Linked DNA regions of Homo sapiens: region 1 is linked to region 2. A link is a contact called in ENCODE Hi-C or POLR2A ChIA-PET data. All regions are on one chromosome and are shown on one strand. Each heading gives the region's core, a stretch centred on a gene start or an enhancer-like site at or near the end of the contact. The rest is flanking DNA. Distances are from core to core; before and after follow the strand shown.

Region 1 (5,627 bases), core at 20-2,519, 520 kb before region 2:
ATGTCATGATTAACCCAAAAGCCAGCCACAACCAATCGTGTTATTAGAGTGCTAAAAGCCTCTATCCACAACAAACACTCCACTTGGGATGACATTAAAACTTTCGATAAAGGTGTACTTTCAACGTCGTGCTTTAGCCTTTGAAAATACATTTACAAAACTGCAGCTGCAGTCAAAAGGAAAACATCACACGCCTCGAAAGCTGAAGGGCGTGCCTTTTTCTCTAACGAAGACCGTGTGGCCATTTCTTCTCAAAGGGTCTGCAGTCACTTAAGATAGCAACGCGTAAAGGACAGCCGTTCTGAGAAGACAACCAGCTCCCCTGAGATGGGAGGCGGGCTGCACGCTGGTAAAGAGGATTTTTCAATTCAAGGACTTTGAGGAGATTCCGCCCAGATAAGCTGGAGGGGAGCGAATGCACGTCCATCCAGCAGGGGCAGGGCACCGGGAAAGACCGCAAAGAAGAAAGTGTCCGGTTTAAGGTCAACAGTCCTCGAGGGACGCCCCAGGTGGATTCCCCGGGTGGGCTCCCCGGGTGGGTGGAGGCCTGCAAGCCCCACCGCGATTAGGGAGTGGGCCCAGGGCGCGGGAGGGGCCGGGCCGGCCTTTTGCGCACACACACACACACACACACACACCCGCCTTTTGCAGACACACGCGCGCGCACACACCCGCCTTTTGCACATAGACACGCACACACCCGCCTTGTGCACACACGCGCGCACTCTCCCGCACTCACACACACACCCGCGCACCCTCACACTCTCCTCCCTGGGGGCGGGGCGGGCGGGCGCTGCCCTCACACAGGAAGTCAGGAAACCCAGGGGGCAGAGAAGCCACAACTTCGGGCCATTTAAACCCTCTCGCCCACGTCAGCCAATAGGCTGCGCCGGCCCCCTCCCCCTCGGCGCCTAACCCCCGCGCCCAGAGCCCCTCGCTGCGCGCCCGACCTCCCTTTGCGCGCACCTCCGCGGCGCCGCCGCCGCCGCCGCCGCGCCTCCCGCACACGCCTCCCCCCGACTCCACCGCCCTCGGCGGGCACAGCCCGGCCCCGGCGCGCCTTTGTGCAGCGCCTCGCCAACCTGCCCTCCGTCCGCCAGGACCCGCGCCCTGCACCTCACCGGGAGCCCGGCGGCCTCGCAGCAGGCGGCTCCCTTCTTAGTCCGCCCCGCGGCTGCGGGTCGACGACGCGAGCCCGAAGAGCGTTCACACGGCTACGGCCGCGGCCGGCCCGTCCCCGCAGGCTGGCCTCTGAGGGAGGGTAAGTTACAGGGCACGTCGGAGCGCGCCGGCGCGGGGGCGGGGCTCACGTGACGCGCGGGGGCGGGGCGGGAGGCTCACGTGATGGCCCGGGCGAGCTGGGCGGGCGCGGGTCTCCGGGACGGTCTGGGGTGGCTAGGGGGTGCGGCGCCCGGCGGGGATCCGAATAGGGGGCAGCCAGCGTACGGTGTGGGAACTCGGGCCGGCGCGGGAGCCTGCGGTCAAGGGGGCTCAGCACTTTGTAAACAAGGAGTGGGAAGCGTTAAAAAAACGCTCGTAGGGAAAACCAGGGAAGGGCGGACATAGCGCCAGGGTGGCAGGAATGGAGCCCGGGCAAAGACGGCCCTGCCGTGGGCCCTAGCGCTCCCTTCGTCGGCCCCTGGAGCTGCGGCCGGGCGTGGGTCAGTCGTTCACGGGCCCGGAAATTCCACTGGGACACCCGAAAAAGTGCTGCACGCCGCCTGAGGGAGACGGAAAGGGACCCGGGGCACTGAGTCCATTGCTGGGGTCGCCAGGGTACGTGGCAGGACCCGCTGTGCACACTCGGGACTGAGGAGACCCCTGGGACGCGGAGAGCCGCTCCAGGGCAGAACCAGTCCGTCAGCATTTAGCCTTCCACGGGCCTGAGGGTGCGAGCCCTGCGGGGGCCACAGGGTCATTGTCCAAAGTCATCCCCGTTTGCACTGTGGCAGCACCGAACCCGGAAGTAACAGCTTTGGCAGGTCTTTGATGGTGATCCAGTGGCAGGAGGAGCTCAGCTGGAATGGGAATCAGGAAAGAGACCTGGCTTCTGCCATTTATTGGCACTTCACCCTTCTGAACCTCAGCTTTCAAATGAGAGCTGGCTTCTAGGTCTAGAATACAGTGAGTGTGAGAAAAATAACTGAGAGGCGTTGGGACTTCAGTAACTACTCATTCCTTAACCAGTTGTTGATTGTGCCTGTTGTGCCAGGATGAAATATTTGTTAATAATAGAGACCAGAAAGGAGAGGGGGGAAAAAACAAGCATATGTATGATTCAAGCAATGAAGAGCTACTCTCCGGAGTTGGCTCTTTCCTGTGCTTCACTTCGTACTTGAAGATGCCACAATGCCTGGCTTCCTTATCAACCAGCTGAACTCCGAATTGTGCCTTACAGGATGCGAAGAATCCGGTAGGGCAGTGGCAAGACTTTAACAGCTGTGGTTTACAACCTTCTTATTAAATTAAGTCTAATGCGAGCTAAAGTGTTAAGATAGTCTCCATTTAGAAAGGAAAGAGGCTTACAATGAGAATTTTTGAAAAATAAGCCTGAGACTGTGCTGTCTCTATCGTTGCATTTGCTTTTCACAGTCCTTGGCACCCACTGCCTTTTTGTCTCCCTCGGTTTCTAACCCGTTCTGTTTTCTTGCATTTGTTCAGTATAAGGAGTATTTCCTGTATGCTTTGGCAACTATTTTCCATAGACTCTGCTTGTGTTCTCCTTATAAAACCAGAACAAGAGCAGTGCAAAAAAGAAAACGACCCTGATAGGAATGCGCTGATAACCTTACTTTCCCTACTCTCCAAACCTGAATTGGGCACCCTTGGTTTTAGCAAGAGATAGAACTCAACAGTTTGCATACACTTGCGGATCTGCCTGTAACCCCACTTCCTATTTCACAGCCTAATCTCGGATGATACCACAATGCCCACAGTATGCTGATCACCACCAACAGCAGATGGAGGCGGATAAAAAGAGCTTTCTCGCTAGTGTGTTGTTTTAAAAGAACCTGATGGAGAGCTATGATCATATGTAACACTGCCTCTAGTTAGTTTTTAAATAACACTTGTAGCATATGTCTGGCGCCTGTGCTCAGGATTTCAACAGATCATTTTCAGGATTTTGACATTTAACTGGCTTCTTATGAAGTAGCAGAGAGTTCCAAAATGTAGAACTGAAATATAAGCTCCACACACAGGCAGAGATTTGAGTCTGATTTGTTTGTGTGTATATCCCAAGTGCCTAAAAGCACTTGGCATACGGTAGATGCACAATAGATTCCTGTTAAATGTATTTTTAGGTGAAAATGTAGTCTGTACTTTGCATAAACTTGTCCTACTTTCTTCCTAGTTCTTTAATAAGTAACCTACTTTTCATTATATATTTTTAAATGAAAAAACAAAATTATATCTGGCATCACTACTTTGGCTGGGCTATAAAGAAACAGGAATTTGGCAGTATGTATTAAAATTACAAATGCATATATACTCGGAGCCTTGAATTTCATTTCCAGGGATTTATGCCACAGATGTTTCCACACATAAGAAATAACAAGGTGTTTCTTATTGTTGAGAATAGCAAAAGATTGGAAACAAGCTAAGTATCTATCAACAGGATACTAGTTAAATTATGATAGAGCCATATGTTTGAACATTGTGCAGCTGTTAATCAAAAAAACAGAAAGTTCTTTGTTTTAACATTAAGATCTCCAAGATTTTTTTGTTAAGTGAAAAACACAGAAATACGGTACAGAATATTGTATTAAATTGTATATGCATTAAACTAGGACAAAGTAACATGAGGTATGAGAACACAGTAGATGGAAAGCATAAGAAATAGACTTCATTGTATTCATATTTAAACTTTTTGATATTCAAAATTTCAGAATGTTTTATCTATTCAAATAGTGAAAATGTTTAAAATTTTTCTGGCATCTTTTTGTTGTTGTTGTTGTTATTAAAACATTCAGGCTTCTTCTGTTTTATAAAAGTTTACCTGAGTAAAATAAACATATCAAGGAGGCTGGGTGCAGTGGCTCATGCCTATAATCCCAGCACTTTGGGAGGCTGAGGCGGGCAGATTGCTTGAGCTCAGGAATTCAAGACCAACCTGGGCAACATGGCAAGACCCCATCTCTAATGAAAATACAAAAAAAAAAAAATAGCCAGGCATGGTGGTGTGTGCCTGTGGTCTCAGCTACTCCAGAGGCTGAAGTAGGAGGATCACTTCAACCCAGGAGGTGGAGGTTGCAGTTAGTCAAGATTGTGACACTGCACTCCAGCCTGAGTAACAGAGTGAGACCATGTCTCAAATAAATAAATAAATAAATAAATAAATAAAATCAGGTAAGCTAGTGCTCATAGGCAAACTTTTGAAAACCTCAGAGTTTTTGTTCAGATTGAATGATGTCTGTTTCTTACCGTAATAATTTAAAATCCAGGTACATTTATTTTGAGGCTTAGTATACATTTTATCAAATGTATATAAATTTTCAGAAGTACTCTATTTTTCTTCAAGTTTAGTAGAGCCTTCCTTGAACAAGTTTTAACAAATTGGATCCTCCATTTTAAACAATAAAATTAGAATTTCATGGATCATTTGTCTGTTAATTAAGGTCAACAAAATATATTTTGGGAAAAACGCTAAAGGCATATGTTTCTCGTGTATCTGTTCACTCACCCATTTTGTAATATCAACTGCTTCTTGTTTCCATGGGTTACACAGATGCCCTGTAAATGATTTTGTCTGATATGTTTCAGTATTTGATTATATTTATTTGTGGGCTTAATTTCCAGAAATCTCAAAGAGAATAATGAGTACAATAGCAGTCAGATTTGCATAACACATCTTTAAGGGTTTTAGGAGATTTATTAATATTTTCTTGTGAAATCTCACTGCTTTCACTATATAAATTCATATGATCAGTTTTAACTATTATTAAAGACAAATATTAGTACTTGTGGTCAGGTGTGGTGACTCACACCTGCAATCCCAGCACTTTGGGAGGCTTAGGCAAGTGGGTCACCTGAGGTCAGGAGTTCAAGACCAGTCTGGCCAACATGGTGAAACCCCATCTGTACTAAAAATACAAAAAATTAGCTGGACATAGTGGTGCACGCCTGTAGTCCCAGCTACTCAGGAGGCTGAGGCAGGAGGATTGCTTGAACCCGAGAGGCAGAGGTTGCAGTGAGCCAAGATGGTGCCATTGCACTCCAGCCTGGGTAACAGAGGGAGACCCTGTTTCAAAAAATAATAATAATAATTAGTACTTGTAATAGTTGATTATACAAATTAGGACATTCTTGTCATACCCAACTAACTCAAAGAGTCCAGGAGTGGGGGGAAAAATCACTCAGGGCACATAGCACCAGCTCCAAAAATTAAATTTTCTGCAAGCCCAGCTGCTAAAACAGCCTGCTGTAACCATAAGAATAGTTTTACCTAGTAGCTGCTGAAATGACCTACTGTGACTCATAGACTAGTGTTACCTACTGCTGTCTTCAGCAATCAGAGTTTGCCAGCTCCCCAAAGCTTCTCCAGTAGCAGTGAGCTTTCTTTTAAAACAAAACATAACATTTCTCCTTCTAATAAACTACCAACCTTCTTTTTGTTCTTTGAGCATACC
Region 2 (6,337 bases), core at 19-2,518:
TAGATGGAGTCTCGCTCTGTTGCCCAGGCTGGAGCGCAATGGCACAATCTCGGCTCACTGCAACCTCCACCTCCTGGGTTCAAGTGATTCTCCTGCCTCAGCCTCCTAAGTAGCTGGGATTACAGGCACCCGCCATCACGCCCGGCTAATTTTTGTATTTTTAGTAGAGATGGGGTTTCACCATGTTGGCCAGGCTAGTCTCGAACTCCTGACCTCGAGTGATGCACTGCCTCAGGCTCCCAAAGTGCTGGGATTACAGGTGCGAGCCACCACGCCCAGCCTGCCTTCATGAATTTTTGAACACACCCAGAAAGAGCAGAAGACAGAACATTTCTGGTACACCAGAAGATGTGTTGTTTTCCCTTTCCAGGCAACCCCAATGGTAACTCCTAGTGGTGTGATGGAGCTAGCCTACACCAGCTCTTGGGAGCTGATAAATTTTCAGGAATCTCTTGTGAGGCATTCAGATTTTACTGGAAAATTAGAAATAATTAGATATAATGAATTTTCAGAGTTTTAGAAAATAGTTGAAATCTACTAAGTCAAATCTAAGGTCTCCTTTAAACCTCCTGGTTTTTAGTTTTAGTTCCATCTTTCCTATTCCTTTCATTTACACACAGGCATTATTAACAGTTAAATTGTATCAATTAATATTTTAAAATATTAAAAACATTTTACTTCGTTCAACTTAAAGACAAAATTAATATATTTCTTGAGGTCAAATTATCTAAAAAACTCTACCTTGTAAAATTGCATCTTAAAGCAGTGCGTGGAAACTGATGGCAAGAAACCACTTAAGTGTCACAACTCTGCTTCAAGTTAATTCCTAGTCCATTTGATTTTGTTTTGCTTTTAAGATCACGAAGCTGGTGTACACTTCCGTGCGAGCTTAGAGTGGTAATGAACTCCACAATACACTGAAAAGAGCTTGAGGAGACAGCAGATGAAGGACTGGGGCTCTGGTTTTGTAGCTGAAGCCCAGGTTCTCAAAGGTCCTACCAGGCCTGTACTTTATTTCTCCTCCGCGGGCCTCTAGGCCAAATGCCTGGATGAATCTGCGCTCAGGGGGCGTCCTGGAATTACACTTGGGAGAGAATAAGAAAGGAGGAGGCCGATGTGCCCATGGACATTATTAACCTTCCGGCAAATCCCCACAGCCGCCAAACTGCGTCTCCTCTTCCGCTCTCGGCGCGCAGCTCACGCTCGCAGCGTCAGCGACGCCGGCGGCGCCAAGGCGTCGTGGCGTCGGGCGCCTGGGACGTGGCTTCAACGGCCCCATCCGGCGCCGGCGGCGGGTGCCCGGCGGTCTTTGCTGCCGCCCGGGGGCGCAGAGGCCGGGCCTTTTCTTTCAGCACAAACGTCAGTTTGTAAAAGGGAGGTGCTGGAGTCTGAGGAGTTTTCAGGCTTCCGTCTCGAAGGAAGTCTGGCAGGCTCGGAATTGTCATCTTCCTCAGGCAAATAGTTTTTCACCTTAGAGCCAGCAAGGCCAAACCGCCCAGTCACCCGACTTCCCACAGTCTCAGCAGGTACACAGGGCGGGGAGCCTCGGGAGCGGCTCCCTTAGCAGGACCTGAGGGTTTCGGGAGAGTCCTGGCTTTGCACTTAGTTTTCCCGCTGCCTGGCTGCCTCCGTGGCGGTTGTGCTGCTTTTTATGCAGGATGTAGGATCGAAGGCAAATCATCCTTTCCCTACGTCCCCTGCCAACCCCTGCCGCTCTCCTCTATTTTGTACACTTTATCATTAAAGGATTTGAAATGAATGTAAGTTAATCCTTGAAGGATGAAACCAGAAAACATTTGTCGTGGTGGCGGAAAGGGACGGATGCACTTGGGCGAAGTAATGCTGACATCCACTTCCTAGCATTGTTAGGAGGGATAAATGAATTAAATATGTAAAGTCCTTAAATATTTGCTTGCTAATACGAGTATTCATTGCGTGTGACTATTTTTGTATTTATGTGAACTTCATCGGAGCATTTGTCAGGTTCTTTTTTTTTGCACCAAGTGAGCGTTGCCTGCCTGCCTGCCTGCCTGCCTCCCTCCCTCCCTCCCTTCCTTCCTTCCCCTCTTCCCTTCCTCCCTCCCTCCCTCCCTCCCTCCCTCCCTCACACTTTTTTGGGGAGAGAGGACACAATGCAATCCATAACAGCATATACACTTGTTCTTTTTTCCATCGAACTTTCCTCTTGACCATGTTTTCTTCTAGTAATACTGTATTTCTTTACTCCCTTTTATAGTAAAATTTCTCTACAGTGCTTATATTCAATTCATTGTTCCTACTTCCTCTCTTTTGAACGGTAAGTCAGATATTTACCTCGATCATTCTACTGAAATTGTTGCCGTTCTTCAGGTTACAAATGACCTACCTCCATGTTGCCAAATCCAGTGTCAGCTTAGTCTTCATTTTACTTGACTCAGCATTTGACGTAGTTCATCACTCGGTCCTTGGTGATATTTTCTTTTCCTTGCTTTCTATGTATATATAACCTTTTGGTTTTACTTATTGGCTCATTGGCCACTCTTCTTACGTCCTGTTTCCTGGTCCTGATGGTTTTGATGGAATTTTTGATGTTTGCTTGGACCTGAAGGTTTTGATGGAGTTTCTTTGGCAATGTAATTTATTCAGAATTCTTTTGAGGCTTTTCAATTTTGTAAATTTAATCTTGGTTTCTGCATCATTTTGCTTGTATCATTAATTTTTACTGAAAGCATCGTGTCACAATCGGCATGAGAAAAATGTAAAAGGGAGCAGGGCGCACAGTGGCTCAGGCGTGTAATCCCAGCACTTTGGGAGGCTGAGGTGGGAGGATCACCTGAGGTCAGAAGTTCGAGACCAGCTTGGCCAACGTGGTGAAACCCTGTCACTATTAAAAATACAAAAATTAGCCGGACGTGGCAGTGGGCACCTGTAATCCCAGCTACTTGGGAGGCTGAGGCAGGAGAATCGCTTGAACCTGGGAGGCAAAGTTTGCAGTGAGCAAGATTGTGCCATTGTACTCCAGCCTGGGCGACAAGAGCGAAACTCTGTCTCAAAAAAACGAAAAATGTAAAAGGGAATATTTTGCAGGGGCTTTGGTTCAAGTTCTATAATGTGTTTATTTACTATTATCATCAGTAATTTCCAAGAGAGCATTGTGTTCTTCCTTCAAATGGATTTTTAGTGACAAGTTATTTTTGCAAAGTCATATTTGATTATGATTTAAAAATTATGCTTGGCAACTATGCATTCAGTTAACTATAGTGTTAACTATAGTGTTTCATCGAAACAAAAAAGCAGTTGTATAATTCTTGGATGAAATAAACATTTTCAGTGCTATTAAGATATTTTCGTTCTATTGTTCACAACCTAGTTTAGAATTTTTATTTTTGAGAATTTTCTGTTTGTGCTTGTCAGACATATTTAAGGGCATGTATCCCTGGCCCCATATATATTATATATTTTTAATTTTAATTTTTTATGAGTAGTCTCTTACACATATATATGATTCTTTTCCAGCGGGGTGTCATCTACTTGTTAAAATCCTAATAAATGTTCACATATTGAAATATCTGCATTTTGGAAATCCATAATTACATCAACAATTGTTATCTGCTGTCCATATGTCCAAAATAATTGAGAAATTATTAGTTTTTAAAACTTTATTCAAAGTGGTTTTATTTATAACATCTGTAAGTTTTATTATTTGTTTTTATATTTTATTCTCTAAAATAGTATGTTATACTATTTGGTATTGATATTTATGTTTTGCATAAATGTGCTAACAGGATACCATCAACTTTTGCCATGGTTTCTGGCAAATAAAAAAAATCCTATTATTGGTCTCTTCATATATATCGGATGATCTTCTGAACATTAGATACTGCTTCTCCAAAAATTGAATCATGTTTATTGTTATTAACAAATATATAGGCCTTTATTTTCTCATTTTCAGTAGAATTGCTAATTATTTATATTTTTTTCAAACCTGATACTAGCTTTTAATACTTATCACTATTGATGTGTATTTTATTAATGTTCAGGAATATGTGATAAATGCTGCTGATCTTTGCATTATTTTTTATTCTTCAGCTGGATTATTCCTCCACTGATTTTATTCTTTGCATCAGTTTTTATTCTTCAGCAGTATTATTTTGTGATTACTCGTGTTGTTTTATCTGTTATATTTTTCATTTTTTAATATCTTCACTTGGGTCTTAAAAATTCCTCTTATACCTGTTTCATATGGCTGATATTCTCTTTCTGTGTGTTTATGTATTTTTAGTCTCTCTGTTTTAATGATTCTACAACTAAAACATGTTTTTTAGTTTATTATTTTTATATTTATTTATTTATTTGAGATGGAGTCTTACTCCATCCCCCAGGCTGGAGTGCAGTGGTGCAGTCTCTGCTCACTGCAACCTCTACCTCCGAGTTCAAGCGATTCTCCTGCCTCAGCCTCCCGAGTAGCTGAGACTACAGGTGCCCACCACCACGCCTGGATAATTTTTTGTATTTTTAATAGAGACAGGGTTTTACCATATTGGCCAGGCTGGTCTCGAACTCCTGACCTTGGGATCCACCCGCCTCTGCCTCCCAAAGTACTGGGATTACAGGCGTGAGCCAATGCGCCTGGCCTATTTTTTATTTTTTAATGGTTTTTTTTTCCGTTGTCAAGTTGTTTTGGCCTGTGAGCTCATATACCCCTGGGGGTGTCCCCTGTTTGTCTGGTAATCTATTATTAGGAAATGATCAAAAGCCAGTTCTCAGCCTGTGTTCCTCCTGGAAGTTAGGGAAAGTATGTGGGTGTATTTGTTTTCGAAGTGCTAAATATTTCCTGTGGTCTGAATGCTTGTGTCATCCCCAAATTCGCATGTTGAAATTGGGACCCAATTCAACATATGGTAGAATTAGGAGGTGGGGCCTTTAGGAGGTGATTAGGTTATGAGTGCAGCACCCTCATAAATGGGACTACTGCCCTTATAAAAGAGGTCTGAAAAAGCTCCCTTGCTCCTTCCATCATGTGAGGACACAGAGAGTAGGCAACATTTATTTAGCGTCTGGGCTTTCATCAGACACCAACTCTGCTGGTGCCTTGTCGTTGGACTTTCCAATCTCCAGAACTGTGAGAAATAAATGTTTCTTGTTTATAAGCTATGCAATTTATAGTGTTTTGTTATAGCAGCCTCAACAGACTAAGACACTAGTGCTGCTGTAACAAAGTACCACAAAGTGGGTGGCTTAGAACAACAGAAATTTATTCTTTCATGGTTCTGGAGGCCAGAAAACTGAAATCAAGGTTTCAGCAAAACCATGTTCCCTGCTAAGGGCTCTAGGGAAGAATCTTTCATTGGTTTTTACAAGCTTCTGGTGGATGCTAGCAATCCTTGATATTCCTTAGCTTGCAGCTGCATCACTTTAATTTCTGCCTGTCGCTATATGGTCTTCTTATAGTGACACCAGTAATTGGATTTAGGACCCACCTTAATTCAGTATGACCACATCTTAACTTTGTCATATCTGCAAAGACCCTATTTTCAAGTAAGGTCACATTCAAAGTGCTGGGGGCTTAGGACTTGAACATATCTTTTTCAGGGACACAGTTCAACACATAACAATGGGACAAGCCAAAGTGTAGAGAGCTTCAGATAACAGAGTACCAGTGTTACATTACTCTATCTTAATTTTGCCATTGTACCTGACAATTCCCACGGTTAGGCATATACTCTTAACACTATTTGGGAGGTGGCATTGTCCTGAGTCTTAGCTTTGAGGGGAGAGAAAAATAGAGGAATAAAAGCCCAAGACCTATCTAGTTTATACTTCCTTATCTTAGCATAGCTTTGATGCTGCCTTAATATTACACTAATGATACCTTGGGCCAAGGCTACTGCTCCTGTGGGAATAAAGATGTATATTAAGGACATATATTAGCTCAAATATGGGGGAAAGATAGGAAGAAATTGTAATTTTTCTTTTTCCTGAATGTATTCTCTCGTTGCTTCTGGCTTCTTCAGTCCGTATATTCCCATTCTAAATGCCCCATAAACAAATGAGCCTTTGTTTAGGGGTTTCTTAAGTTAAAAAATTTTTTGTTCTTGTTGTTTTCTGTTGTTAGGAATATTTTCCTTTCTATTTTTCATTTTTTCAGAGTTGATTTTGGGATTTGCCATCTTCATAGCAATTGATAATCCTTTTATCATTTTAAATCTGAAATGTTTTCATCTACAACCCTCCTTACTTGCAGGAAATGCTATAAGTCCTATAGGTAAAATAATCCAACATTTTCCTTATGGAGAGCAAAGGGTATAGAAAAGAAGCAAGATTTGTAGCCAATTTGACCTATGTTGTAATTCTGAAA

Evidence for each region. A loop is a pair of places that touch in the nucleus more often than their neighbours do. ChIA-PET counts read pairs that join two places held with the same protein, here RNA polymerase II (POLR2A). Pooled maps may share reads with other maps.
Region 1: a loop to region 2 is called in a map of B cell, with 15 times the contacts of the local background. The contact joins the promoter of ARHGAP12 here to the promoter of CCDC7 in region 2. A Hi-C loop is called at or near these places in 5 of 168 maps with a recorded cell type or tissue (B cell, CD4-positive, alpha-beta T cell, CD8-positive, alpha-beta T cell and 2 more), 5 of 37 single-sample maps with no recorded cell type and 15 of 50 pooled maps. POLR2A ChIA-PET finds 5 or more read pairs at or near these places in 1 of 52 experiments (Panc1).

Annotation. Positions count from the first base shown.
Region 1 is chr10:31,927,562-31,933,188 of GRCh38, forward strand. It overlaps ARHGAP12 (Rho GTPase activating protein 12), which reads right to left and starts at 1,270. Exons shown (of 20, transcript NM_018287.7): 1 at 1,122-1,270. LOC107984219 (a long non-coding RNA gene) reads left to right here. Exons shown (of 3, transcript XR_001747415.2): 1 at 1-482; 2 at 1,101-1,261. RefSeq lists a silencer at 942-1,441.
Region 2 is chr10:32,444,872-32,451,208 of GRCh38, forward strand. It overlaps CCDC7 (coiled-coil domain containing 7), which reads left to right and starts at 1,269. Exons shown (of 44, transcript NM_001395015.1): 1 at 1,269-1,526. LOC101929431 (a long non-coding RNA gene) reads right to left here and starts at 1,185. Exons shown (of 3, transcript NR_120660.1): 1 at 742-1,185. RefSeq lists an enhancer at 820-1,139 and a silencer at 1,210-1,439.